Linked DNA regions of Homo sapiens: region 1 is linked to region 2. A link is a loop called in an ENCODE intact Hi-C map of the cell type or tissue named here. Cell type or tissue: Caco-2. All regions are shown on one strand. Each heading gives the region's core, and the rest is flanking DNA. Links, peaks and the distances in the headings are about the cores only.

Region 1 (14,888 bases), core at 7,142-9,641, 54 kb before region 2:
ATCTACATTTAGTTCTTTAAGGAATCTCCATACTGTTTTCCACAGTGGTTGTACTAATTTACATGACCACCTGCAGTGTAAAATTGTTCCCTTTTCACCACATTCATGACAACATCTATTGGTTTTTGACTTTTTAATTATGGCCATTCTTGTAAGAGTAAGGTGGTATCTCACTGTGGTTTTAATTTTCATTTTCCTGATGATTAGTGATGCTGAGCATTTTCTCATATGTTTGTTGGCTGTTTGCATATCTTCTTTTGAGAAATGTCTATTCATGACATTTACCCACTTTTTGATGGGATTATTTGTTTTTTCTTGCTGAATTGTTCAAGTACTTTGTAGATTCTAAATACTAGTCCTTTGTTAAATTCATGTTTGTGAATATTCTCTCTTACTCTGTGGGTTATCTGTTGTGCTGACTATAGCTTTTGCTGTGCAGAAGATTTTTTAGCTTCATTATGTTCCATTTATTTGTTTTTGTTTGTTTGTTTTAGTTGCATTTGCTTTTGGGGCTCAGTCATGAATTCTTTGCCTAGACCAATGTCCAAAAGACTTTTTCCAGTGTTATCTTCTAGAGTTGTTATGGTTTCAGGCCTTATATTTCAGTCTTTCATCCATTCTGAGTTGATTTTTGTGTAAGGTAATAGATGGGGATCCATTTTCATTCTTCTACATGTGGCTTGCCAATTTTCCCAGCAGCATTTATTGAATAGGTAGTGTCCTTTCCCCAATTTATGTTTTTGTATGCTTTGTTGAAGATCAGTTCCCTGTAAGCATTTGGCTTTATTTATGAATTCTCTAACCTGTTCCTTTTGTCTGAGTGCCTATTTTTATACCACTACCATGCTGTTTTGGTAACTATAGCCTTGTAGTATAATTTGAATCCTGGTAATGTGATGCCTCCGGATTTGTTCTTTTTGCTTAGAATTTATTTGGCTATGTGGTCTTGTTTTTTGTTCCATATGAATTTTGGGATTGTTTTTTCCAGTTCTGTGAAAAATGATGATGGTATTTTGATGGGAACCGCATTGATTCTGTAGATTGCTTTGGGTAGTATGGTCATTTTCACAATATTGATTCTTCCCATCCATGAGCATGGGATGTGTTTCCATTTGTTTGTGTTATCTATTATTTCTTTCAGCAGTGTTTTGCTTTAAAAAAAAAAAAACTCTAAGATTTAATCATAAGATTATAGACTGTCTTCCCTCCTCAGTATCTTACCACAACATCAACAGGGTTCCAGGATAATAATAATGGATTACAACTGATACAGCTTCAAGACACAGACTCTATTTAAAAATAATCTTTCTAGGGAAACACAAAGACAACAGGAGAGAAAAAAACAAGGAAGCCTCTGACACCTATAGCTACAGCTATAGCAAACATTAAACACAGCCTAACTCCCATCCAGATAAGCATAAAACCTCAAATTAAAGGCCTATTTACCTCAGTTCCTATTACCTAATACATCTTATTTGACTTTCAACAAAAAATTGCAGGCATGCTAAAAAGCACAATAAAACACAGTCTGAAGAGACAAAGCAAGCATCAGAACCAGACTCATAGACATTGAAATCGTCAAGCTGGGCATTTAATATAACTACAATTAGTATGCTAAAGGATTTAATGGAAAAAAGCGAACGACAGGCAACAACACATGGTAATTGGAAACAGAGATAGGAACATGCTAATATAGAATCTAAAAGAAATGCTAGAAATTAAAAACATTGTGTCAGAAAGAAATAATTTTTTAATGGGTTCATCAGTAAACTGGATTTGGCTATGAAAATAATCAGCAAGCTTGAAAAAATGTCAAGAGAAATTTCCCAAACTGGAATGTGAAGAGAAAACAGGAGAATGAAAAAAAAAAAGAGCAGAATGTTCAAGAATGATGGGTCAATTACAAAAGGTGTAAATACATGTAATGGGATTACCAGAAGGAGAGTAAACATAGAAAGGAATAGACAAAACATTTGAAATATGAATGCATGAGAGTTCTCCAAAATTAACGAGAGACACTAAACCACAGTTTCAGTAACTTCAGAGAATATCAGGGAGGACAAATAACTACAACAACAAAATAAACAAATAAAAAACCTTTAAGCATGTCATATTTAAACTAGAAAACAAAGAGAACAGCTTGAAAGAAGTCAGAGGAAGAAAACACCTTACCTGAAGGGAAACAAGGATAAGAATTATGTCAGACTTCCCTTTAGAAACTATACAAGCAAAATGAGAGTGGAGTAAAATAAGAAAAAACAATACACCAATCAGTAATTCTCTATCCAGCAAAATTAACCTTTAAAAGTGAAGAAGACCTTCTTTCTCAGAAAAACAAAAACTGATGGAATTTGTCATCAGTAGACCTACTTTATAAGAAATCTAAAAATAAGTTCTTCAGAGAGAAGGAAAGTAATACAGGTCAGAAATTCAGATCTACGTGAAGAAAGAATGAGCATTAGAAAACAAACAAATAAAGATAAAATAAAAAATCATTTATTTGTCTTATTCTTAATTGATCTAATATATAACTTTGTTAAAAACAACAGCAATATTGTATTGGATGATTATAACTTATGGATATAAATGAAATGTATGACAACAATATTACAAAGGTTGTGAACAAGAAATTGGGAGTACTCCGTTTTAAGGTACCTGCACTACCTATGAAACAGTATAATATTATTTGAAAGTGGTCTTGAATTAGTTGTAAATGTATGCTGCAAACACTAAAATAGTTCTTAAAAGAAATATAATTGAAATGCTGTAAGAGAAAATTGAATCATATAAAATGCTCACTTAAAACCAGAGAAGATATAAAAAGAAGGGAATGCCAAAAAGAAAAGAAAAGAAAAAGATAGAAAGAAATTAAGAAAAAAGAGCAGGGCTGTGAATAGAAAACAGTTATAAATATGGTAGATATTAACCCAACTATAAAAATTGTACTCAGAGGAGTCTCATTTCTATTCCTATCACTTCCACTCCAGTCCCTTAAACCTCATGGATAATTGTCTTCATTAATTTCTGCTTTATCTTTCCTGTGTTCCATTTCAGAAGAAAAATCAAATAAATATACACATACACACACACACACACACAGAGTCTAGCATATTATAATACTCTTTTACATTTTGCTTTCTTCACTTAACAATGGATCCTGGAAATCATTTCAGCAGAGTTCTTAGAGATTCCTCATTGTTTTTGCATAGTATTCTATTGTGTGTATTCATCATAATTTATTCAATCTTTCGCCTATGAATAGGCGTTTAGGTTGTTTCCAGTATTTTGCTATTAGAAATAAGGGTGTGACAGCTGGCTTATTCATATTTTGCTTCGTATTGTGGAGGTGTATCTTCAGGGTGAATTCCTAAAAGTGGGATTGATGAATCAAAGAGAAAAGGTTTTATAGTTGGTTGGCTATTGCCAGATTCCCTGCTATAGGGTTTATACATTTTGCACCCCCACCAGCAACGTGCACAAGGGCTTAAACAGCATTCCCCCCAACAAAATATCAAGGTTTTGAATTTTTGCCAAAATGAAAGGTAAGAAATTGTACTACAGTGTAAACTAGTTTTAATTTCTATTTCCCTTAAGAGTAAAGTTGACATCTTTTTAATGTCTAAAAGGATAATTGTATATTGATTTTTATAAACTAGATGTTTATGTCTTTTGCTCATTTTTTAATTGTCTGTGGCCTTTTATCCCTCCATTTTAAAAAGCTTTTTATGGCCAGGGCATAGTGGCTCACACATATAATCCTAGCAGTTTGGGAGGCTGAGGTGGGCAGATTGCTTGAGCCCAGGAGTTTGATACTAGCCTAGGCAAGATGGCTGTATTAGTCCATTCTCGCACTGCTATAAAGAAATACCTGAGACTGAGTAATTTATAAAGAAAATAGGTTTAATTGGTTCGTGGTTGACACTGTAACAGGAAGCATAGCTGGGGAGGCCTCAGGAAACTTACAATCGTGGCAGAAGGTTAGGTAGAAGTAGGCATTTCATACATGGCTGGAGCAGGAGGAAGAGAGAGATCGGGGAGGTACCACGCACTTTTAAACAACCAGATCTTGCAATAACTCACTCACTATTGCAAGAACAGCACCGAAGGGGAAATTTGCAACCACGATTTAATCACCTCCCCCCAGGCCCCATCTCCAACACCGGGAATTCCAATTTGACATGACATTTGGGCGGGGACACAGATCCAAACCATATCAATGCCAAAAGTCTGTCTACAAAAAATACAAAAAAATTAGCTGGGGATAGTGGTACACACCTGTAGTCCCAGCTACTTTGGAGGCTGAGGTGGGAGAATCACCTGAGCACAGGGAGGTCGAGGCTGCAGTGAGCCATGATTGCACCACTGCGCTTCAGCCTGGGTGAGAGAGTGAGATCCTGTCTTGATAAATAAATAAGTAAATAAATAAGTAATAAATAAATAAATGTTTTTTACGTATTAAGGTTTTCAGCTCCTTATCTGTAGTATAGGTTGTAATTATGTTCCACAGTTTCTCATTTCTTATTCCTTTGATTTTACTTTGCTCACATTAATGTTTTAAACCATGAACATGGTGTATTTTTCACGCAATAGAATTTATCAAGGTTTTAAATTATTGCATCTGGATTTTTCATCATAGTTAAAACAGATTTCTGCATATCCAGATTACAAATGAATTCATCCATAATTTAAAAAGCAGCCGTGTAGTTTTATTATTTACATTTAAACTTTTAATCTACTTTGAATTTACTCTAGTTTACAGTTGGAGCAATGAATTTGATTTTATCTTTTTTTCAAATCTGTATTACAAAATCATTTATTTAAAAAATCTATCTTTTCCCCAGTGATTTGAGATGTCACTTTTATCACATACTAAATTCTCATATGTCCTTGTGCCTATTTCTGGATTTTCTATTTTGTTCCATTGGTCTTTCTATTTATGTACTAGGACTACACTCTTAGTATAGAGGCTATGTAATATATTTTACTATCTGGAAGGCTAGTCAATCTTTATTGCCCTTTTTAAATGGTTTTCTATTTTTGCATGTTTATTTTTCCATTTGAACATTCAAACCAACTTGTCTAACTCCAGTAAAAAAAACTTGGTATTTTTATGGATTTTTTTTTTTTTTTTTTTGAGACAGAGTCTCGCTCTTGTTGCCCAGGCTGGAGGGCAATGGTGTGATCTCAGCTCACTGCAACCTCTGCCTCCTGGATTCAAGCAATTTTCCTGCCTCAGCCTCCTAAGTACCTGGAATTGTAGGCACCCACGACCATGCCTGGCTAATTTTTGTACTTTTAGTAGAGACGGGGTTTCACCATGTTGGCTAGGCCGGTCTCAAACTCCTGACCTCAAGTGATCCGCCTACCTCGGCCTCCCAAAGTGTTGGGATTACAGGCGTGAGCCACTGTGCCTGGCCTTTATGGATTATATTAAATGTACATAGTAACTTGAGGAGAATTGACATCTATATGGTATTGAGTCATCTTGTCCAAGAACAAGGGTTGTCTTTTTATCTGCTCAAGTTTATTTTTGTGAAAACATATGAAGTCCTTAGTTAGAAATTTTGCATCTTGTGCCAAGCAACATAAATACAAATAAACTCACACATAGACAATGTTAGTGAAACTACAGATTACTAGGGATAGACAGGAAGAGGTTCAGAGCTGCCAGGGAGAATATATTGATTACTTACAAAGCAAAGACAATTAGGCAGACAGCTCATCATTAGTTGCCAGAAAACACAAAACTGTGGAGAAATAACAACTGTCAATCTAGAATCCTATACCCAGATAAGTTATTGCTCCAGTGTGAGCACAAAATAAAAATATGAAGGAACTTCAAAAACTTTATGGGAAAAAGAAATTAAAAGATAAAAATAAGAAATGTAAACGTTATTTCTCAACACAAGCTCCATCCAGTTAAAGACGTGTTTGTAGGTGATGATATGTAGTCCATTCCTAAAGAACTGAGGATCCTGGGAATTTACCCATGTCAATGCAGTATATTTAATATTATTAACTGAAAAAAAAAATGGGTACCCTTTCAAGATTTTTAGATTAGGAAACAAAAAGAAGTCAGAATGAGCCAAATCAGGACTGTAAGGTGGATGCCTAGTAATTTTCCATCAAAACTCTCACAAGATTGCTCTTGTTTGATGAGAGGAATGAGCAGAAGCAATGTCGTGGTGGAGACGGACTTTCTGATAAAGCTTTCCTGAGAGCTTTTTTGCTAAAGTTTGGCTAACTTTGTCAAAACACCCTCACAATAAGCAGACGCTGTTGTAATCTAGCCCTGCAGAAAGTCAACAAGCAAAATGCCTTCAGCATCCCAAAAAGCTGGTGCCATGACCTTTGCTTATGAGTGGTTCACTCTTCCTTTTGCTTGGACAGGACCACTTCCCCCTCTTGGTAGCCATTGCTTTGACTGTGCTTTGTCTTCAGGATTTTACCGGTGAAGCCATGTTTCATCTTCTTTGAAGACATGCTTCAGGATCTTGATCCCACTTGCTCAAAATTTCCACTGAAACTCTGTCCTTGTCCGTAGCTTATCTGGGTGCAACAGTTTGGTATCCATGAAGTGGAAAGTTTGATCAACTTTGATTCCTCAGTCAGAATTGTGTAAGCGGAACCAAGTGAGATATCTAAGGTGTGGGCTATTGTTTCTGCTGTTACTCTTTGGTCCTTTTCAATGAGGGCATCAACAAGATTAATTTTTTTCTGGTAAACTGATGTAGGTGGTCTGCTGGTACAAGCTTTATCTTCAACATCATCTTATCCCTTCTTAAAACAACTTATTCATTTGTAAACTTCTGATTTCCTTGTGGCATTGTTGCCATAAACTTTTTATAAAGTATCAATGATTTCACCATTCTTTCACCCAAAGTTCATCATAAACTTGATGTTTGTTCCTGCTTCAATTTTAGCAGAATTCATGCTACTCTGATAGGGTCTCTTTTCAAACTGATGTCTTATCCTTCTTAGGGCCACAAACTACCCATTTTAAAAAAATGTACAGGTACTGATGAAAGAACAGAAAGATAAGCTGTCATTTCCAAAACAGTAGAAGAAAAAAATGAGAATAAAAAAATTTCATCAATTCATAGAAAAAAAAAGAGAGGGAGACAAACATAGCAATAGAAAAATACAAAATAAGATGATAGAATTAAATCCCAATATAACAGCAATTACAATAAATGCGATTCGGTCAAACTCACCTGTTAAATATCAAATTGGATTTAAAATATAATTCCATACTGCTTATAAGAGCAATTAACACCAAATGTCTTAGAAAGGGTAAGATTGTAAGGTAGCTTTCAAGTTAACTCTTCATATGCTGTAGGTTTCGGTTTTGGGCTTTTTTGTTTGTTTTGGCAAGAATTTATTAGGTTGGTACAAAAGTAATTGCAGTTTTTGCCATTGAAAGTAACGGAAAACAGCTATTTTCTAAAACATTTATTTTGGAAAACAGCTGGTTCAATAGGCCCATCATACTAGTCTTTGGAGTGGGTTGATCTAATTCTGTCACCCAGCAGTTACTGTTCCTTCAGCTTCCTGGCATTTCCCCCTTTGGTCAGCCTCAAATAGTTTCAGAAGGCTAAGGAAAGAGCCCTAAGGCATTCCGCTAGAGACCCTCAACTCCGTAATAGTCCGTATTTGAACAGTTTCATTCAACAAGCTGCAAATTCACCTGGCCAGTCTCTCTTTCATCCTGCTATGTTTCTTTCTTGTTCAAAAATGTTAACATGCCAGGACTTTGACCTCCATGACACAAAGAAAACTCTTGCTAATAACAGACTTACCCGATCACAAGTGGCTTTTCTGTAAAACCCCAAACAACCTAAACCCCTTTTCTGAGTGGGAGAATGAAAACATCAGCTGTTGCAGAATAGACGGCATTCCTGTTGCTTAATTGGCACATCACGTACCTCCTGTACTTCAGAATGCCTTTGATGTCTGTTCTTTTGTTTTCATTTTTTTTTCAGTTTGCAGTAATTGAGAAATAAAGGTTCCAAGTCAAGAAACAATATCAGAACAAAAGCCAAAGCTGCACTCCAGTTGTTTGGTGTGTTTGAAATGCAGACTTCTTAAGTTCACCCAGAAGTTCTGCCAAAGTACACCAATAATGCACCTGTCTCTTTCAGCTGCGACAAGAATAATTAATTACATGAAAATGACTTCCATCGGAGGTTAACTTATTTTGGCTGACAGTCACAAACGTACACAGACATGTCTTACGCTGCAGTTAGGCAGAGCTTTATTTAGAACATTTTATTTATATCTTGGGTGATTTCGTTCCTAAGAAATTGAGGAAGAGAAAGAGGAGATGGTGCAGGAATGCAAGAAAGGAACATTTCTCATCATTTTTTCTTTTAACAAAAGCGGGGAAAAAAGACCAACGTCATAGCTAAGAACTTGACTTTCTCCCCAGAGTACTGTAGAATTCAGCCACTTTAGAGAGGGGTCAAGTGTACTTTGGGGGATGGGAAAGGGTGCAGGGCAAAAGGAAGGTTGCGGGAATTGACAGGTTTTCTCTGGTGTAACTTTAGGGTCTTCATTTACTCACTTTCTTCTGAGAGGTTAGGAGTGGGACTTGATGTTTCTACCATACAGACAAGACAACACGAATGTAGTACCCCTGAATCAGCCCACCCACCCTTGACAAGTGTTACCTCAGCCTCCCTGGGAGCCAAGAGGGACTCACTTTTGCAAATAGCTAAATTTTATTGTGGGCTTTGTTAGGGGCCAGGCATTTGCAAGCATCTCATTTCCTCCTCACCCCAACTCTCTGACATAGGAACTACTATCATCCCCGTTTTATGGATGGGGGAACTGAGGCTTGGGAAGGTTAAGAAACTTGCCCAAAGTTGGCCGGGTGCAGTGGCTCATGGCTATAATCCCAGCACTTTGGGAGGCTGAGGCGGGTGGATCACCTGGGTCAGGAGTTTGAGACCAGCCTGGCCAACATGGTGAAACCCTGTCTCTACTAAAAATACAAAAATTAGCCAGGTGTGGTGGTGGGCGCCTATAATCCCAGCTTCTCTGGAGGCTGAGGCAGAAGAATCGCTTGAATCTGGGAGGCCGAGGTTGCACTAAGCCAAGATCACGCCACTGTACTCCAGCCTGGGCAACAGAGCAAGACTCCATCTCAATTAAAAAAAAAAAAAGAAAATTAAAAAAAAAAAAAAGAAACTTGCCCGAAGTTGCACAGCCAGTCAGTGGCAGAGCTGGATTCCCAGCCCAACCACTACGCCACACGGTCTCTCTGTCACTGTTATTTTTATCAATCAAGGGGTCTCACATCATCCCTGGAAGATCTTTTAAATTCCTGATGTGTTTCCCTGAGTATGTGTGCTGGGTTTTTTTTAAATTTCAGGCTGGGGTAGCAGCGCTGTCTGTAAATGGAGAAGAATTCTGAGGCTTCAGGTAAGGTTTAGCTTACCCTCTGCTTCACCTGCATATAAAGAGGGCAAAGCCAAGGTGAGGGGCCACTGCTTCTGATAATCACCTTGCAAGCCCTTCCTCCTCAGCAATCCCTTATCACAGTCAGCCTGACTCTTGCAGTTGCAGTAGGCTGTTAGTCACGATGGGGGTCAGCTCAGGTTCCTGGGCCTGCAGCCATTAGCCTATAATAATAGTCACTGTTACCATTGTTACTATCTCCTACTTATTTTTTTAAGATGCGGTCTCACTCTGTTGCCCAGGCTGGAATAACACAATCATAGCTCACTGCAGCCTGGAACTTCTGGGTTCAAGCAATCCTCTAGCCCCAGCCTCCTCAGTAGAGGGACTACAGGTGGACACCACCACACCTGGCTAACTTATTAAGTTTTTTGTAGAGATGGGGGTCTCGCTATATTGCCCAGGCTGGTCTCAAATTCCTGGGCTCAAGCGATCCTCCTGCCTTGGCCTCCCAAAGCGCTGGGATTACAGGTATGAGCCACTGTGCCTGGCCACTCCCACTGCTTAATTGTTTCCTCCATGCTAGAATTTAAATCTGGATCTGCAAATTCCATTTCCACCAGCTACTAGCCTTGCAGTTTGGAGGCAGGTCATTTCACCTCTCTGAACCTCGGTTTCCTCTTGTGCACAATGAGGATAAGGATGACTATTTTTAGAATAACATTTATGTAGTCATTGCTTTATAGGCATGCTTTATTTACGTGCATGATTTCATTTATTCTCACAACAGCCCTGTTAAGCTGATGCCGTTAGGATACCCACTTTTATATGAGGAAACTGAAGTCTACAGAGGGGACTGCAACCTACTATAGGTCACACAGCTATTAAGTGTAAACTGGGGATTTAGCCCAATTCTGGGCCACTCCAATGCACAAGTTTTTAATCATGATACACTCTGGGATTATCGTAAGAGTTAGCGACGAGGTATGTGAGGGGCTTAACCCAGTGCCCAGCACACAGTAGGACTCAATTATCGGCAGGCAGACCTCACTGTTGGGATAACTGACCCCACACTGACACTGTTTTATCTCCAGGGTGAACCCCCAAGTCACAACGCCTGCAGGCAGCAGCCACAGTAATGCCTCCGCCTAGCACATGTAGGAGCCTCTGAGACTGGTGATTTCTTTGCAGAGAGAGGGTAACCAAATTGATACTAATCTTATTTTAAAACAGGTAGTTCTTTAAAAACCCCAAAACACAAAACCTGTCCAGCCAGACAGGCCAGTTTTCTTACACAATAGCTATCTTAATGAAATCTCAAGTTCATTTACTCTGAAAACCTCTTATAAGGAAAAGCACCTATGTTCCCAATACTGGTCTAGACACAGTGCGTTGGAGGTAATCTGATGCTTCTTTCTGCAGCATTTTAGAGAACAGACATGCCCACTCACCTCCACGGCAAAAGCCATCACTAACGTCATGATGGAGATCCTGATTCCACACCACCTGCCGAGAAGTGGGAAATAATTATTTAGGGGAAGCAAGGTGGTGCTACGCTATGGCCTTGAGAATGGGGAGTGTGGGGTAAAGAATATCCCAGCCAAGGGGCAAGACTGCCTGGGTTGAAATCCCAGCTCTGTCACCTTGGGCCCATAACAACTTTTCTGGGCCTCAGTTCTCATATCTGTAAAATGGGTATAAGCCCTTCTACCTTCACGGGCTGTTGTTTAGATCCCATAAATCCATTCATATGGATAATGTGCTTTGAGCAGTGTCCGGCACACAGTCGAGCCTATGGAACTTTCAGTAGTTACAATGGGTACAAAAAGATGGATAATACATATTACTTTATTGTCACTTGGAAATAGGTTTGAGTTTTCTGCAACTGTGGCAACACAGTTCCCGGCACCAGGTCTACAGGCTGACTTGCACAATGGAAGCGATTTGGGGTTTTTCAAAAGAACCTGGTGTCTAGGGTCAGAGTCTGTTGTTGGTTGGTTGGGAGAGGTCAAGAAAAGGGGAGAGGCCATGGGTCCAGGGTATCACTGTGTTAAATTGAACTAAATATGGCCTGAGAAGGACTCCATAGACTTCAGCCAAATTCATTTTTTTTTTTTTTAAACAAAGTCTCTATCACCCAGGCTGGAGTACAGTGGCGTGATCTTGGCTCACTGCAACCTCTGCCTCCTGGGTTCAAGTGATTCTCCTGCCTCAGCCCCCTGAGTAGCTGGGATTATAGGTGCGCACCACCACACAGCTAATTTTTGTATTTTTAGTAGAGACGGGGTTTCACTATGTTGGCCAGGCTGGTCTCAAACTCCTGACCTCGAGTGATCCACCCACCTCGGTCTCCCAAAATGCGGGGATTACAGGCATGAGTCACCATGCCTGGCCCAGCTGAATTAAATTTAAAGGAGTTTAATTGAACAATGAGCGATTCGCGAATGGGCAGCCCCCAGAATCACAGCAGATTCACAGAGACTCCAGCACAGCCACGTGGTAGAAGAAGATTTATAGACGATAAAGGGAAATGATGTACAGAAATCAGAAGTGAGGTACAAAACAGCTAGATTGGTTACAGGTTGGCATTTGCCTTATTTGAACACAGTTTGAACACTCAGCAGTGTATGAGTGGTTGAACTATGGCTGCTGGGATTGGCCAAGACTCAGCTATTGTTGCAGGTGCAGACTCCTAAGTTAGGTTTTCAGTCTTGTCTGCCTATTAAGCTAGGTTGCAGTTTGTCCACAAGGACTCAGATATAGAAGTACAGAGTCATTCTTAGGCCATATTTAGTTCACTTTAACAATTGGAAGGCCTCTTTTTGTAGAGACAGAGTCTTGCTCTGTTGCCCAGGCTGAAGTGCAGTGGTGCGATCATAACTCACCACAGCCTTGACCTCCTGAGCTCAAGCAATCCTCCTGCCTCAGCCCCCTAAGTACCAGGACTGCAGGTGTGTACCACCATGCCTAGCTACTTTTTAAAATGTTGAGATCGGGTCTTACTATGTTGCCCAGGCTGGACTGCAGTAGTGCCATCATAGCTCACTGCAGCCTGAAACTCCTGGCCTCAAGCTATGTTCCCACCTCAGCCTCCCAAGTAGCTGGGACCACAGGCCTAAAGAATTCAACAGATGGCTTCTGGCAAATGTGCTAATTTTGTTTTTGTATAATATCCACAAGGCATGGAATATTTTAGCGACTCCTGGAGGTGACAGTCTTTTTTGCTTTTTTTTTTGAGACAGGGTCTTGCTCTGTAACCCAGGCTGGAGTGCAGTTGCGCGACCACAGCTCTTTACAGCTTTGACCTCCTGATCTCAAGTGATCCTTCTGCCTCAGCCTCTCAAGTAAGCTAGGACCGCAGGTGCTTGCCACCATGCCTGAGTAATTTTTAAATTTTTTATAGAGATGGGGGTCTCGCTTTGTTACCCAGGCTGGTCTTGAACTCTGGGCTCCAAGTGATCCTCCCCCATCAGCCTCCTAAAGTGCAGAGATTACAAGTGGGTCACCATGCCCATAGACAATGTTGAATTTTACCTGAGCCCCAGGCTCCTGGGAGGCAGCGTGGACAAGAACTCCCCGCCACCCATCCTTTTGTGTTCTGGAAAACGGCTCATGGCAAGGAACTCCCTTGTCTGCAGTGTTACTGGTGTGACATAGCTGAGTTACCGGTGGCGAATCCGTACAGATCTCAGCAACCTCAATTCTCACCTCCTTAGAAGAAAGAGCTCAAGGCCGGGCGAGGTAGCTCACTCCTGTAATCCCAGCACTTTGGGAGGCCGAGGCAGGTGGATCAGGAGGTCAGGAGTTTCAGACCAGCCTGGCCAAGATGGTGAAACCCTATCTCTACTAAAAATACAAATATTAACCAGGCATGATGGAAGGTGCCTGTAATCTCAGTTACTCAGGAGGCTGAGGCAGACGATTGCTTGAACCTGGCAGGCGGAGGTTGCAGTAAGCTGAGATCATGCCACTGCACTCCAGCCTGGGTGTCAGAGCAAGACTCTGTCTCAAAAAAAAAAAAAAAAAAAAAAAAAGAAGAAGAAGAAAGAATTCGACTGAGGGGCATAAGGTAGAAGGAGAGACCGAGGCAAGTTTCAGAGCAGGAGTGAAAATGTATTACAAAGCTTTAGAAGAGAAAGGAAAGGAAGGCAAGAAAAGAAGGAAAGTAAGACTCGGAAGAGGGTCCAGCAGGTGCCCTGAGAAACCAAGTATGCAGCTCGGCCTCTTAACTGGGGAATTTTTTTCTTTTTCTCTTTTTTTTTTTTTTTTTTTTTTTGAGATGGAGTCTTGCTCTGTCACCAGGCTGGAGTGCAATGGCACGATCTCGGCTCACTGCCACCTCCGCCTCCCGGGTTCAAGCGATTCCCCTGCCTCAGCCTCCTGAGTAGCTGGGACTAAGGCATGTGCTACTACGCCCGGCTATTTTTTTTTGTATTTTTAGTAGAGATGGGTTTTCACCATGTTGGCCAGGATGGTCTCAATCTCCTGACCTCATGATCCGCCCGCCTCGGCCTCCCAAAGTGCTGGGATTACAGGCGTGAGCCAGAGTGCCTGGCCTTGACTGGGGATTTTACATATTGGAACACTTCCAGAACCTTACGTTACTTCTCCCTGCTCCTGGGATCTTACTGGGAAGCTGCTGATCAGTTTCAGGTGTTTTCTATTAGGACCTTGCCTTCCCCGGCACCAGCTGTGACCAATTATTACTTTACAGCAACAGTTAACAACTACCTGGCCGGGCGTGGTGGCTCAGGCCTGTAATCCTAGCACTTTGGGAGGCCGAGGTGGGGGCGGATCATTTGAGGCCAGGTGTTTGAGACCAGCCTGGCCAACATAGTGAAACCCTGTTTCTACTAAAAATACAAGAATTAGCCTGATGCGGTGGTGGGTGCTTGTAATCCCAGCTACTGGGGAGGCTGAGGCAGGAGAATCCCTGGACTCAGGAGGCAGAGGTTGCAGTGAGCCGAGATCACAGCACTGCACTCCAGCCTGGGCGACAGAGTGAGACCCTGTCTCAAAAAAAAAAAAAAAAAATTAGCTGGGTGTGGTGGCACATGCCTGTAATCTCAGCTACTCTGGAGGCTGAGGCAGGAGAATTGCTTGAACCCAGGAAGTGGACATTGCAGTGAGCCGAGATCATGCCACTGCACTCCAGCCTGGGCGACAGAGCAAGGCTCCGTCTTGAAAGAACAAAACAAAAAAACTGCCTGATCATCACCTGATGGTCGCCCAACACTCCGTGTGTGTGTGTGTGTGTGTGTGTGTGTGTGTGTGTGTGTGTGCGCACCCTGGGGTGTGGGGAGCCCTCTAATCGCGCCGCTCATATCTAACTAGCCACCCACTATAACAGCAGGACTTAGATGCTTAAATGAGGCTCACAGGTGCCCCTTGTGTGCTTACAACCAGGCCAGACACAGACCCTCCAAATTCCCACTCCTTGCCTCACTAATGATCAGCTGAACTGCTTGTCTCCACTGATCACTGGGAAC
Region 2 (14,888 bases), core at 5,413-7,912:
AGCCAAAACCAGGGTAGGCCATTGATACTGTCCGTGCAGATCAGCCTCGTGGGCTGAGAGTCAAAAGGAGCAGATGGATCACAGGGTTGGATATCTGTAGCTCTTAAGCACACCCAACACAGCTCTCAGGGCCGGCCTCCACACAGTCTGATCTGAGAAGGGGTCTTGGTAACAGCACCACCACGGACATGACTCAGCCTCTCTCCATGGTTTTGGTCTCACCACCAAGTGTCAAATCAAGTCCTTGTTTCTTTGTTTGAATTCCAAAGAAAGAGAGAATCTGATTGACCGAATTTCAGATTTGGGAACCAAAATACATGATACAAGAGGACGCTGGAGAGCCTCTGGGCTGCTCCGGCCAGGCAGGTGGCACGCTTCCTTCCATGGGGGATGAGGAGATACGTGTCTGGGAATGATGTATTCTCATTCTTTCATTCTGCCTGATTTTGAAATTTCCCAGGAGCAGATCCTGCGATGTTGATGCCAATGCAGGTGGTTTATTTGGGAGGTGGCCCAGGGAAGCATAGATAGGAGAGTAGAGAAGTGAGGCGGGAGGGGAGGAGCCTCTAATAGAGAGTGTGTTACCGAGCCGACCGCCACCATGGCACCTGGGCTTCATCCTGCTGGGTTCGGAATTAGTGACTCAGTGTAGACCATGTCCTCAGAGTGATTCCAACTCTGGCGTGGTGTGTGGAATATGTGGATATGTATAGTTATATTTATATTGGTATTTTTTTGTTTTGTTTTATTGTGAGACAGAGTCTTGCTCTGTCGCCCAGGCTGGAGTGCAGTGGCGCAATCTCAGCTCACTGCCACCTCCACCTCCCATGTTCAAGCGATTCTCCTGCCTCAGCTTCCAGAGTAGCTGGGATTACGGCGCCTGACACCATGCCTAGCTTATTTTTGTATTTTTAGTAGAGACAAGGTTTCACCATGTTGGCCAAGCTGATCTCAAACTCAGGTAATCCACCTCAGATAATCCACCCTCAGGTAATCCTGACCTCAGGTAATCCACCCACCTTGGCCTCCCAAAGTGCTGGGATTATTGCTTGCCCAGCCTTACATTGTATTTTGATACATGTTATATTTATATTATATATATATATATGTATATATCAGTTATATTGCACATACATATATTTATATATGTCAGTCATTGGCTCAGTGTTACTGAATGCAGAAGGCCATCCATTCTCAGGCTCTTTTGGACCCTAGGGGCCAGAGAGGGCCCCCAGGCAGCTGGAAGTCAGGGCAGTGCACTACGATGATGGTTTTTTGTTGTTTTGTTTTGACAAAAGGTCTTACTCTGTCACCCAGGCTGGAGTGCAGTGGTGTGCAATCTCGGCTCACTGCAGCTTCCACCTCCTGGGCTCAGGCAATCCTCCCACCTCAGCCTCCTGAGTACCTAGAACAGGAGCGTGCCACCATGCCCAGCTAATTTTTAAACGTTTTATAGAAACAGGGTCTCACTATGTTGCCTAGGCTGGTCTTGAACTCCTGGCCTCAAGCAGTCCGCCCCACCTTGGCCTCCCAAAGCACTGGGACTACAGGTGTGAGCCACCATGCCTGGCCGGTGTTTTAAGGCTTCTTAGGATTTGTCTTAATTCAGGTATGGTAAGACACACAGACACAGAAATGATGGTCATGATAAAAGGCTTTTTATACTCACAGATTCCAGGACGTGTCACACGGGGCCACACAAAGCAGCCCCGGGGTCAGTCCGGAGACAGAGGGGCGGGAGGAAGCGTGTGAGAGCCTTTGTGGTGGTTTCCGAGGGAAAGCACAGGTGAGGCAGGGCGAGCAGGCTTCAGGTTGGCTGTTTGGATCATTTCAGCGGGCTCCGGGGCACAGGAGCTGCCCCTTGTTATCCAGTACCTGGCCCTGGGGTGGTCAGGGCAGGTTGGATGGGTGACCAGAGTGTAAGAGCCCTACAGAGGAAGTGGTCAGAGATGGGTTGGTTGGTTTGCAGATGAAAGCTATACTCACAAGTGAGTCATTTACTATCTCTGGGGATCCGCTAGCCCTGGGAGGCGCAGTCCCTCCAGGGTCAGCAAGACCCAAGACATCAAAGCGTCAGAACACAGCAAAGGAAAGTCGTGGTGAGTACAAATAGTCAGGACAGAGGGGACAAAGAGGTAGCTCGAGGGGCGAGCACTGATGGCATCTGCTGCACATTTATTCAACTACTTATTAGCAACCTGTTTAGAAAGTCCTGTCCCACATGCAGGGGAAATAGGGTAAACACTCGTTGCTGCCTGCATGGTGTGTGGCACATGGACATGGGGTCTCACCTCAGGGCAGGTGGAGCAGGAGCCCCAGTGCGTGCCAGCGTCATCCGCGCCCCAGAGGACGAAAAGTACGTGTTTCTGGTCCCGCATTCCAGTCTGGGCACCAGGGGCTCTGCTTCCAGAGCCAGTTCTCCAAGCAGCTTGGCACACACATTGCAGCTCCCTGTGCCAGAGCTTGGCCAGGGTGATGCCGTCCACTGGCTTCTCGGGACATGATATTTTCTGCTGAACCAACATGGCACACCCTGCGTCTTCCAAGGCCATTTAGGGAACTTGTGGATCTGCACAGGAGGCCACTTGGCAGTGAACAGAACAGGGTGCATAGAGGATCCCGATGGTGGAAGTCAAGGTGCTCAGGGAAGGCTAGCGCCTCTCGGAGAAGGATCGTTCCACATGGGGTCACTCAATGTCAACCACTTTGCATTAAAAACAAAAACAAACAAACAAACAAACAAAAAACCACTTTGAATGGTGGGAGCCTCCCGAGGCTCCAAACACCAAAAGTCTTCAAACAAGGCAATTAATTTTTCCATTTAAATCCCATCCTCCCTGAAGCCATGAGAGTTTTCTCTTAGTAAACTCTGAACATTCACGTGGCTGGAAGTAAATCAGTTACCCATGTTGAAACGAAGAGAGCCACACACTAAAAGGAAAATGAAAAAAAGTCATGAGGACGTGTGAAAAATGGACCAATTTCGAGAGTCTACTTTGGAAAACAGCATCCGTTTTCAAGCATTTCCACTTCATTTCTGAGTTAATGGGTCCCTCGTTTCCAGGGTGCCATTTCCCCCTCAAAAGATGAGAGCCAGTCTGGCTAGAGACACCCTCCCTCTCTGGGGAGCAAGTTGGGGGTGTCTCTGTTTCCAGGCAGTGTGGCAAAGCACACTGCAGGCCCAGCCTCCTCCAACTCCAGTGCAGCATTACGCAGAAATGTGTAAAGCCTAGGACAGTTGCAAACGCCTTTCTTCATTATGAATTTTTTTTCCTAGAGCTTGCTAATTAAATCATTAAAATTTTATCTTCACTTAACCATGGATAAGAAGCATTTGAAACATTTAATTAGTATTGCTGCAAGAGGCGCATAGAAGCCAGGAATCTTTGCAAGTTGGATCTGTTAGGAAGGGGAGGTGGATGAGGTCGGGGAGGGAAGAGATACCAGAAAGGAGACAGCAAAAGACGACAGGGTGGCTTATTTGCAAAGGAATCTGTAACTGCTTTGCTGCCTGTGATCAGAGCCACCTACCTGGTCCTGTTCCGCGCCTCTCTCATGAGCTTTGGCTGGCAGCCACAGCCAGGTTCCTACCCAGAATGGCAACCCCTGTGTGTGGGGATGGGGATGGGGATGGGTGTGGGGCGGAGTGCTTTTCGCGTTTCGGGGCTCTCGGCTCCACATGCTAAATTGCGTTTCAAATTTTACATACATTTACTTGCAGGGTCTCTGAGTTCCCTGCCCTTCTCTCACTCCCAGTCAGCAAAATAAAATATCATGAAATAAAATGGAAGTAGTGCAGCTCCAAGGTCAAGCTAATATTCAGCAGGTTGCGAAAAGGGCCCCTGGTCCCTGGGGAATAGACGCTGTCAGTTCCAGAGCCTGTCTCTAGTGCCCAGCAGCATGCTAAGTGCGTCCTGTGATCTCACATCATTCCACAACCACCCTGGGGTTTGTATTATCATCTCCTTAGCACTACCCACCTGTGTCTGTATTCATTTCCTAGGGATCCCATCACCATGTACTATAAACGTGGTGGCTTAGAAGAACAGACACTAGCCGGCTGCAGTGGCTCACACCCGTAATCCCAGCACTTTGGGAGGCCAAGGCAGGTGGATCACTTGAGGTCAGGATTTTGAGACCAGCCTGGACAACAGGGTGAAACACTGTCTCTACTAAAAATACAAAAGTTAGCCAGGCATGGTGGCGTGCATTTGTAATCCCAGCTACTCGGGAGGCTGAGGCAGGAGAATTGCTTGAACCCAGGAGACGGAGGTTGCAGTGAGATTGCGCCACTGCACTCCAGCCTGGGTGACAGAGCAAGACTCTGTCTCAAGAAACAACAACAACAAAAAAAAAAACCACAAAGAAACAAAAAAATACAAAAATTAGCTGGGCATGGTGGCAGGTGCCTGTAATCCCTGTTACTCAGGAGGCTGAGGCAGGAGAATCGCTTGAACTCGGGAGGCGGAGATTGCAGTGAGCAGAGATCATGCCACTGCACTGCAGCCTGGGTGACAGAGCAAAGACTCTGTCTCAAAAAAAAAAAAAAAAAAAAAACCCAGATGCTTATTTTCTCATGGTTCTGCAGGCCAGAAGTCCAAAGTCAAGTGCCATGCTCCCTCTGAAGCCTGCGGGGAAAGACTCTCCCTTGCTTGTTCCAGCTGCTGGGAGCCGCAGACCTTCCTTAGTTTGCAGCCACATCACTGTGATCTCCACGTGGCGCTCTTCCTGTGTCTCCACGCCCTCTTCTTCCCTAAGCCTGCCCGTCTCTGTCCAAATTTCTCCTTTGCGTGAGAGTACGGTTATGTTGGATTAATGTCCATCCGTCCTGATGACCTCATCTTTTTGTTGTTGCTGTTGTTTTGAGACAGGTTCTCGCTCTGTGAGCCAGGCTGGAGTGCAGTGGCATGATCACAGCTCACTACAGCCCAAACTCCTGGGTTCAAGCAAACCTCCTGCCTCAGCCTCCCAAGTAAGTGGAACTGTAGGTGCGTGCCATGTGTGCCACCGTGCCCAGGTAATTTTTTTAAAAAATTGTGTAGAGATGAGGTCTCGCTATGTTGCTAAGGCTGATCTCAAACTCCTGGGCTCAGTCGATCCTCCCTCCTCGGCTTCCCAGAGTGCTGGGATTCTAGGCACGAGGCACCACGCCTGGCCAAATGACCTCATCTGAATTACCTCTGTAAAGACCCTATCTCCGAGTAAGGTCTTAGAGTTAAGACTCCAACTTATCTTGTTGGGCAAAGCAATGCCACCCATAAGAAGAGCAAGGAGAGATTTGGAAGGTAGTTCAAGGTCACACAGCTGGTAAAAATGGGAGCTGCATTTCCCACCCAGGTCTGACCTCAGCACAGGCTCCTGCTGCCTTGCTGTCAGAGGTGTGCCCTCTAGGCCTCAGGCTCAGGGGCTTCTGCCACCCCCAGGAGGGTCCCAGTCCTGGAGCCAGCCAAGACCAGTCAGCAGGAGGACATCAGGCAGGCCCAGAGCCACCCAGACCAAGCATGACAGGCACTGGCCAGACCTGGTTGACACCCAGGAGCCTGACGCTCCAGCCTTCTCTCATGGACAGAGGTGCTACCATCTTTGTCATCGCTGTTTTGTGGGATTTCAGGGCAAGTGCAAATAAATCTCCACGTGCAAGAATTTCATGGGGTTCTGTCGAGGGGGCTGCCTAGCCCCTGCCTCCAGGTCTACTGGCTGCCTTGCTCACACCTGTCCTCACAACCACGTTGTCCTATCCAAGAACAAAGTGGTCCTGAGATGGACAGCCAAAATTCACACAGAATTCACAAAATTCACACAGAATTCACAAAATTCACACAGGACACAGGTCCTTGTGTCCTAAGCCCTGGCAGCACCTGCCCAGGGGCCCTGGCATCACTCAGGGGTTGATGGGAAGGGAGGGGCCTGACAAGCCTTGTGGGTCCCCCACAGTCAGTCCCTGCCTTCTGGGGCTGTCTCTGTCACCCCCACCCCCATCCTGCTTGGAAGGAAGCTCCAGGGTGCAAGCAGGAGAGAGGAGGCTGGAGGAGCCATGGGAAGGGGTGGTCCAGGACAGCTGGGCATCCAACCTTGCTCCTTGCCAGCTCAGGACAAGCAGACAGTCTTTTGGGACGCTCCACTTTCGTTCCTGCTATAAATAAATGCCCCCCGGGCACACTGGCACACTGGCCAGCTTTTCTACTGGAGGGGATTAGAGAGGGGAAGGAGTTCCCATTAAACACAGCAATTATTTAAAAATCCTTCGAGGCAACGTGCAGGAGACAGTATGCAAAACACTTTAGGAGACTCCAGCACCCAACCACGATGACACTGTCAAGTTGCAGATATGGTGGGAGAAAGAACGCCCCATGTCAGCACTCACAAAACACAACACACGTGGTTTAGAGCGGCAGCGACAGCTATTAACCTGGTATGTTTGTTATGAGATAATGAGAGCATGCAGTTCTTTGATTTCCACTAACTACCTTGGGAGCTTAACCCTTCCTCTGGAAAGGTCTCCGGGCTGGAATGTGTTATCTGATTATAGGCCTTCCTGGCAGGCTCCCCGGTGTGCTACAATTTCGGATGTTTGTGTGATAGACTCTGATCTCAGTGAATTACTGAGATTTCTTCAAAGAGTTGGGGGAGCAGGTGAGCTGAAGGGAAAGGAAGTGTCACCACTGGTAGATGGAGTATGGGAACAAACCCTCTGTCCGTTGTAATCACCTGCCACAGTGAACCTGCAGTTTTGTCTTGGTCAGAGAAGGAGGTTGGGCAGGGAAAGGCAGGTCTGTAGGGCCCCACGCAGTCCTTGGTGTAAAAACACAGGCTCTGGTGCCCCTCCTCTATCCCACAGCAGATAAGAATTCATCTCACTCCTCCCAGGAGCAAGGCGTATGTGAACCCAAGGAAGTCCTGATTAGGCCAATCATAGCTCGCCACAGCCCCAACTCAGGGTTACAGGCTCACACCTGTAATCCCAGCACTTTGGGAGTCCGAGGCAGGAGAATCACTTGAGCCCAGGAGTTCAAGACCAGCCTGGGCAACATAGTGAGACCCCTATCTCTACCAAAAAAATAAATAAATAAAATACAAAAGTTGGCCAGGTGAGGTAGCACACATCTGTAGTCCCAGCTACTTGGGAGGCTGAGGCAGGAGAATCACTCGAACCTGGGAGGTAGAGGCTGCAGTGAGCTGTGCTTATGCCACTGTACTCCAGCCTGGGCGACAGAGCAAGACCCTATCTCAAAAAAGAAAGAAAGAAAGAAAAAGTTCTGGTTAGACTTGGGCTGAGCAGAGAGAGAAGGCAAAAGTCACTTCTGTTTCCTTGTTAGAAGGGAACATTTCAAAGAACAGAAAGCAGACAGGCCTTTGTGAGGTGTCCTGAACTTTCTATTGCCCGGAGTGCTCCCTGGGGCCTTACTGATGCCCTAGGCAGTTCACGTTGCATGGGATCTGAGGAGTGCCCGTAATTGGTCCTGCATGCTTCTGAGCCAGTCCACTCCATCATCCCTGGTTACCGGCTCCTCTCTCACCATAAAACTAGAGCATATGGCTCTCGTAGCCAGAGGGGTTTCTCCGCTGACTGGGAGCTGTGACAAGCCTGCCAATGTTCCCCATCAGACCCGGTGGGTAGCGTCTGGGGTCAGAACCCACTCTTGTGTCTTCCCCACACACGAGGTTCTGTGGGGTCTTGGCCAGTGATACTCTGAAGGTCTTAGACTTGCAGCTGGAGGAGTGGTTGTCCATGCACCAGCAAGCATTCCCTGGAACTTAGTTTAAAACCTGCACCTCCAGAGTCAGAATCCGCATATGCCCTTGGGACTTTCAGCTGATGTGCATGCTGCTCATGACTTGAGAAGAGCTTCTCTGGGTGTGCTGTTCCATTGTCACACTGCTATTAAAGACATGCATGAGACTGGGTAATTTATACAGGAAAGAGGTTTAATGGACTCACAGTTCCACGTGGCTGGAGGCCTCACAAACATGGTGGAAGGCAAGGAGGAGCAAGTCACATCTTACATGGATGGCAGCAGGCAAAGAGAGGGCTTCTGCAGGCAAACTCCCCCTTATAAAACCATCAGATCTTATGAGACTTATTCACTATCATGAGAACAGCATGGGAAGGACCCGCCCCCATGATTCAATTACCTCCCACTGGGACCCTCCCATAACGCGTGGGATTTCAAGATGAGATTTGGGTGGGGACACAGCCAAACCATATCACTGGGGTTCATGTACCCAAGCTAAACAGCACTCCCTCCTAAGGAGGGCAGAAGGGGAGGAATGTCCAGGTCTGCCCAATCTAAAGGAAAATTCCCGAAAGGGGAGGCCCCTTGCTCATGGGAAAGAAATGGCTGCCTTTTGAGCTGGGCTACTTACAGGGTAAAGTGAGGCATGTACTCCACAGCGTGGGTAAGAGAGGATACCCTCCAGGAGAGAAAGCAAGTGTGTTGAGAACACAAGACAAAAAAAAGAGAAGCTCCTTAATCCTGCATCATCCTCCCACCCATGCAGGATGTGCTCAAGCTGCTACCCTCTACCCTCTACTGGGCTCCATGGGAAATACAACTGGTTGGGTGGGTGGGTGGAGAAGAAAAGAAATCATCACTAGGTCTGATGTGACCACACGGAATTTCTTTTCTTTTCTTTTTTCTTTTCTTTTTTTTTTTGAGTTAGAGTCTCATTGTGTCACCCAGGCTGGAGTACAATGGTGCAATCTCTGCTCACTGCAACCTCCGGCTCCTGGGTTCAAGCAATTCTCCTGCCTCCGCCTCCCAAGCAGCAGGGATTACAGGCGCCTGCCACCACACCCAGCTAATTTTTGTATTTTTAGCAGAGACATGGTTTCACCATGTTGGCCAGGCTGGTCTCGAACTCCTGACCTCAGGTGATCCGTCTGCCTCGGCCTCCCAAATTGCTGGGATTACAGGTGTGAGCCACTGCACCTGGCCAGCATGTCTTTTCTTTTCTTTTAGATTTAACTTGTTTTTTTTGTTGTTTTTTTTTCGAGAGATGGGGTCTCCCAATCTTGCCCAGGCTGGTCTCAAACTCCTGGGCTCAAGCAATCCTCCCGCCTCAGCTTCACCAAAGTGCTGGGATTACAGGTGTGAGCCACCATGCCCAGTCACAGTGATAATTTCAATAATAATACAGACTATGATTAACCATCATAGCCAACATTTACTGAGGACACTTATGTTCCAGGCACTCTATTCTGGAGTCTTTATTTTTTTGGATTTTAAAAAACTTTTAATTTTTTTATAGAGACAAGATCTCACTATGTTGCCCAGGCTGGTCTCAAATTCCTGGCCTCAAGCCATCCTCTCACCTCCCAAAGTTCTGGGTTTACAAGTGTGAGTCAACAAGGCAGGCGGCAAAGAACGTTTTGACTCCATTTTGTGGCCGCTGCCAGGAGGAGAAAAGGGATTGAGCAAAACTGTTTCAAGGAGAGTGGTCCAGTGGCCAGGTGCAGTGGCACACACCTGTAATCCCAGCACTTTGGGAGGCCGAGGCACCTGGATCACCTGAGGTCAGGAGTTCAAGCCCACATGGTGAAACCTCACCTCTACTAAAAATACAAAAATTAGCCGCATGTGGTGGCAGGTGCCTGTAATCCCAGCTACTCAGGAGGCTGAGGCGGGAGAATCGCTTGAACCCAGCAGGTGGAGGTTACAGTGAGCTGAGATCATGGCACTGTACTCCAGCCTGGGCAACAGAGCAAGACTCCATTTCAAAAAAATAAAGGAGAGTGGTCCAAAGAGCCCCTGTGTGAATTTTGGCTGTCCAGCTCATGAGCCATGAAAAATTTCCTTTTAAAAAATACAGTGTTAAAAAAGATAATTTCTCCCTCAGACTTAAAGAATATATTAATAGGCATGGAAAGACTGATTTTTCAATGAAGAGCTCACCAAGTCAGCCAGGGAAAATAAAACACAGCAACAACAAACACACAAGGGCACACACACACGCACACACACACACTAGCCTCACAAAAGCTTAAACACACAGCATCTTAATAAGGCACCAAAATGCCTGTTAGTTATGTTTCTTCTCTTAATTGTGCTAAAATATACAGAACATAAAATTTACCATTTTAATAATTTCTTTGTTATTATTATTATTTTCATTTTCTAAAAGACAGGGTCCAGCTCTGTCACCCAGGCTGGAGTGCAGTGATGCTCACTGCAGCCTCCAACTCCTGGGTTCCAGCAATCCTCCTGCCTCGGCCTCCTGAGTAGCTGGGACTACAGGCATAAGCCGCTGTGCCTGGCCCATTGTAACCATTTCTAAGTGCACATTTGAGTGGCATTAAGTGCATTCACAGTGTTGGGCAACCGTCACCACCATCCACCTCCAGAATGTTTTCATCTTTCCAAACTGAAACTCTGTCCCCATTCAACAACTTCTCATCTCCCCCTCTGTATTAGTCAGGGTTCTCTAGAGGGACAGAGCTAATGGAATATATATATATATAAAGGGGAGTTTATTAAGTGTTAACTCACACAATTACAAGGTCCCACAATAGGCTGTCTGCAGGCTGAGGAGCAAGAAGAGTCAGTCCGAGTTCCAAAACTGAAGAACTTGGCGGGTAGGAAGCATCCAGCCCAGGAGAAAGATGGAGGCTGGGAGGCTAGGCCAGTCTCTCTTTTCGCATTTTTCTGCCTGCCTTTATTCTAGCCATGCTGGCAGCTGATTAGATGGTGACCACGCAGATTAAGGGTGGGTCTGCCTTTCCCAGCCCACTGACTCAAATGTTAATCTCTTTTGGCAGCACCCTCACAGACACACCCAGGATTGATACTTTGTATCCTTCAATCCAATCAAGTTGACACTCAGTATTAACCATCGCACCCTCCTCCCAGCTCCTGGTAACCTATTTTCTACTCTATTTAGGTAATAGGTAACCTATTCACACTCTGTGAATGTGGTAACTCTATATGCCTCAGATATCTGAGTTACGTGTCTTTTAATTAGCCAAATTAAACTCAACTTAGTTTTACTAAGAAGAAAAAGGCATGGTGAGGCACACGTTGCAATCTCTAATAATAAAAAATAATAAAATTTGCAGGATGACGAATGTGGCCCACACACATATTATTTTTTTTTCCGGAAATTGTCTGCAAACAAATTTAAAATATAAAATGTTTTAACAAGAAAAGAAGGGAAGCAGCAAATTGCAACAGCCCAGCAGTTGTTTAAGGAAAGTTCCAGAAAGTGGTGGTGGTAGGGGGGTATGGGGACAGGGTGGGTGGGGAAGCCAGTCCTTTCCTGCCTAAGCTGGGAAGCCCTGTGTCTATCCACCGCTTCTCCCCCCGCTGGCTACCGGATACCTGCTCACAGGTGTTTATAAGCTCAGTGGCTCTCCTGTCCCAGCTGTCACAGTCCCATTGGCTGGGCAGCCAGAGGCAACAGGTTTGGGTTCTGAGCCAGGAAGTTAAGAAGCCAGGCAGCACAACCCTACCACCCAGATGTCAGAGGCATTTGAACCAGAGCAACTCTATCTTGAAGAGGAGCTGGGTAAAATGAGGCTGAGACCTACTAGGTGCATTCCCAGATGGTTAAGGCATTCCAAGTCACAGGATGAGATAGGAGGTCAGCACTAGATACAGGTCCTAAACACCTTGCTGATAAAACAGGTTGCAGTGAAGAATCTGGCAAAACCCCACAAAAACCAAGATGGACACCAGAGTGACCTCTGGTCATCCTCACGGCTACGCTCCCACCAGCATCATGACAGTTTACAAATGCCATGGCAACGTCAGGAAGTTCCCTATATGGTCTAAAAGGGAGAGGCATGAATAATCCACCCCTCCTTTAGCATATCATCAAGAAATAACCACAAAAATGGGCAACCAGCAGCCCTTGGGGCTGCTGTGTCTGTGGAGTAGCCCTTCTTTTATTCCTTTCCTTTCCTAATAAACTTGATTTCTCTTTACTCTATGGACTCGCCCTGAATTCTTTCTTGCATAAGATCCAAGAACCCTCTCTTGGGGTCCAGATCGGGTCCTGTAACACAGGCTCACCTGCTCCTGTTTAAGGGATACCCACTAGGGTATCCAGCTCCAAATCTGGGCTGGACCCTTCCCCTCTGTGATCCTGGCTTCCTATTCCCAAGGGAAGAACCGTCCAGAAAGGCCCTGACCCAGAGCCCCCTAAACCCTTGAAGGAGGCTCCCTGATCCCTCCAACATCATGCTGTAGTTTTCGCCGTACAAACGACCCCATCGACTTCCTTTTTCTCCAGGGAGAGATCAGGGACCTCTCCATGATGAGTTAAACATCAAATCCTCTATAAAAGCTGCTCTGGATTCTGCCTAGGTTCTCAGCATCTGGCAAAAACATTTGCGGACCAAGGTCTGTGAGCACATCTCGCTGGTTTTTGTTTTTTTTTTTTTTTTTTTTTTTTTTGAGAGCTCTCGTGATTTCTAAATTACATCACGGGGCAGAGCGGAATGGAGGGATTTAAAACGCCCATCCTTTTAAAAAACATGAACCGTTTCAAGTACAGAGTTTGACAGAGGGTAGACGGTACGAACTTGCTCCCACAGGCCTAGTTACTTGCCTCGTGCAAGGCCCCTCTCTCCCCTTCCCACTTGGAATCATCCTTGGAATCATCTTTGTCTAGGAAGAGGATTTCACTCCGGGTCTTTGAGAACACCTCTCAGGCCTGACCCTGGCCTTGGGAAGAAGACTCCCAGCCTGAGGGTCTTGTTGAGAGTTTTAATGTCCCCTTTAGGGACATCTTTGCTTTTCTTTCTTTCAGAAGAGGAATCAATTCTGGACCAGAGGATGTCTCCCTGCCTTTGCCCTGCCTGCCTCCCCCCACATCCTTCTCTGGCAAGGGGAATGAGGCTGAGAATGACCTCCATCCGCAGGACGAGGTAGGCACTGATTTAATGAAGGACTTCACTCTCAGTCGGGCTCAGCCGCAGGGATGGCAGATGGGGCCAGGCAGGAGGCTGTGGTGGGGTCTGTGCTGGGGAGATGGGAGCAGGAGCATCTGCAGAGTGGAGGCAGGAGGGTCGGAGAGCTCGGGGCCCAGACAGTCCCCAAGCGACTCTTGGGAGGCTGGCTTTGATGCCGTCCCAGAATATGGTTCAGAGTCAAAGCAAAGGGATGAATTTGTTAGCTGGAACACGGCCCTGAATTCTCCCCAGGAAATTCACTGAAACAGAGATTTAACCCGCGAGAGTTCCAGCCGAGCGATGAATCACCCGACTTCCCTCCTGTCTTTCATAGCCCACGTTTCACTTTCCTACCTTGGATTAGATAAATTAATGCAGAACATCCGGAAACTCCCGGGGCGCTTTGAAGTTTTCAAAGGGCCTCTGCCTACATTGTCTCCTGTGATCCCCCTGGTGGCCCCCACAGGTGAATGGACGAGGAGGTTGGGGTGTGGTCCTCGTACACATGGAGACACAGCAGAACACTAAAGGTGAATGGCTTTCCCCAGGTCCCAGCCTGAGGATCAGAGCCCAGGTCACCTGCCTCATTGCTTAGTGGTTCTGGAGTTCAGGCAACTTCATACCGTGGCGCAGGGAGAAGCATGAACCCAAAGGTTGGAGCCACGTCTTAGACAAATCAGTTCTTCTCCCTGGGCTGCATCTCCTCTTCCTCTTTTTGTTTTTTTTGAGACAGGGTGTCACTGTGTTGCCCAGGCTCACTGGGCAGTGGCACAGACTTGGCTCACTGCAACCTCCGTCTCTCAGGCTCAAGTGATCCTCCCATCTCACCCTCCAGAGTAGCTAGGACTACAGGTGCATGCTACCACGCATGGCTAATTTTTGTACTTTTTGTAGAGACAGGGTCTCACTGTGTTGCCCAGGCTCCTCTGGAACTCCTGGGCTCAATCAGTCCTCCCACCTCAGCTTCCTGAGTAGCTGGGACTACAGGCTCACACCACTACACTTCTCCAATTTTTAAATTTTTTTTATAGAGTCGGTGTCTCGCTGTGTTGCCCAAGCTGGTCTAAAACTCCTGTCCTCAAGCAATCCTGCTGCCTCAGCCTCTCAAAGTGCTGAGATTACAAGCGTGAGCCACCGCACCCAGCCTCTCCTCCTTTTTAGTTGCTGGGCTGGGCTCTCTAGAACTGTGCTGTCTAACGTGGTAGCAACTAACTCCATGTGACTTTTTAAAGTTAAACTAATTTAAGCTAAATAAAAATTAAAAACTAGTTCCTCAGTCCGACTAGCCCCATCCAAAGTGCTCAGTAACTGCGTGTGACTAATGGCTCCTATACTGGATGGCACAGAAATAACATTTCCGTCATCACAGAAAGTTCTTCTGTCCAGCAACAGGACAGGGCTGGTCAAACTGCCACCTCAGGGCAAATGCGGTCTGCTGCCTGTTTTTGTAAATAAAGTTTTGTCGGAACAGGGACACACCCATTTCTTCATATATTGTCTTTGGCCCCTGTCGTGCAACCAGCATGAGTAGTTGTGACCGAGATGATATGGCCCAAAAGACCTAAAATATTCACGGTCCAGTCCTTTACAGAAAGCATGCCGACTTCTGCCCTGGAAGATGGAAAATCTGCGGATTTCCACCCAGACCGCTCAGTGTCATTCAGAGGCCCAGAATCATCCCACACTGCAGACATCCCGCCTCTCCTTGTCCCAGTTATTGGGATTCATGGAACACATCTGCCTGTGTGTGTGTTTCTAGAAAGGAAATGTAGTGCTTTATTTTTTTAATTTTTGAGACAGGGTCTCACTTTTTCCCCTGGCTGGAGTGCAGTGGTATGATCAGGGCTCACTGCAGCCTCGACCTCCTAGACTTCCATAGTCAAATGATCTTCTTGCCTCAGCCCCACCAGTAGCTGAGACTACAGGCACGAGCCGTCACACCTGGTTAATTTTTTTTAAATTATTTTTAGTACAGGCAGGGTCTCACTGTGTTGCCCAG

Evidence for each region. Peaks named below come from ENCODE experiments on the same cell type or tissue, not always from the same donor. Only the 100,000 strongest peaks of a DNase experiment are listed, where the experiment ranks them.
Region 1: it touches region 2 in a loop (9-fold over the local background); 3 of 110 quality-filtered maps call a loop at or near these places.

What each region holds. Positions count from the first base shown.
Region 1 is chr7:3,212,010-3,226,897 of GRCh38, reverse strand. No RefSeq gene overlaps it. Among named protein-coding and RNA genes, the nearest start is that of SDK1, 82 kb to the left of the region's middle. In Caco-2, for the core only: no CTCF peak of the experiment used is centred there; no DNase peak of the experiment used is centred there.
Region 2 is chr7:3,156,115-3,171,002 of GRCh38, reverse strand. It overlaps LOC100129603 (a long non-coding RNA gene), which reads left to right and starts at 12,430. Exons shown (of 4, transcript NR_126024.1): 1 at 12,430-12,512; 2 at 12,748-12,865. RefSeq lists an enhancer at 2,048-2,843. In Caco-2, for the core only: no CTCF peak of the experiment used is centred there; DNase peaks (open chromatin) are centred at 6,502 and 7,456.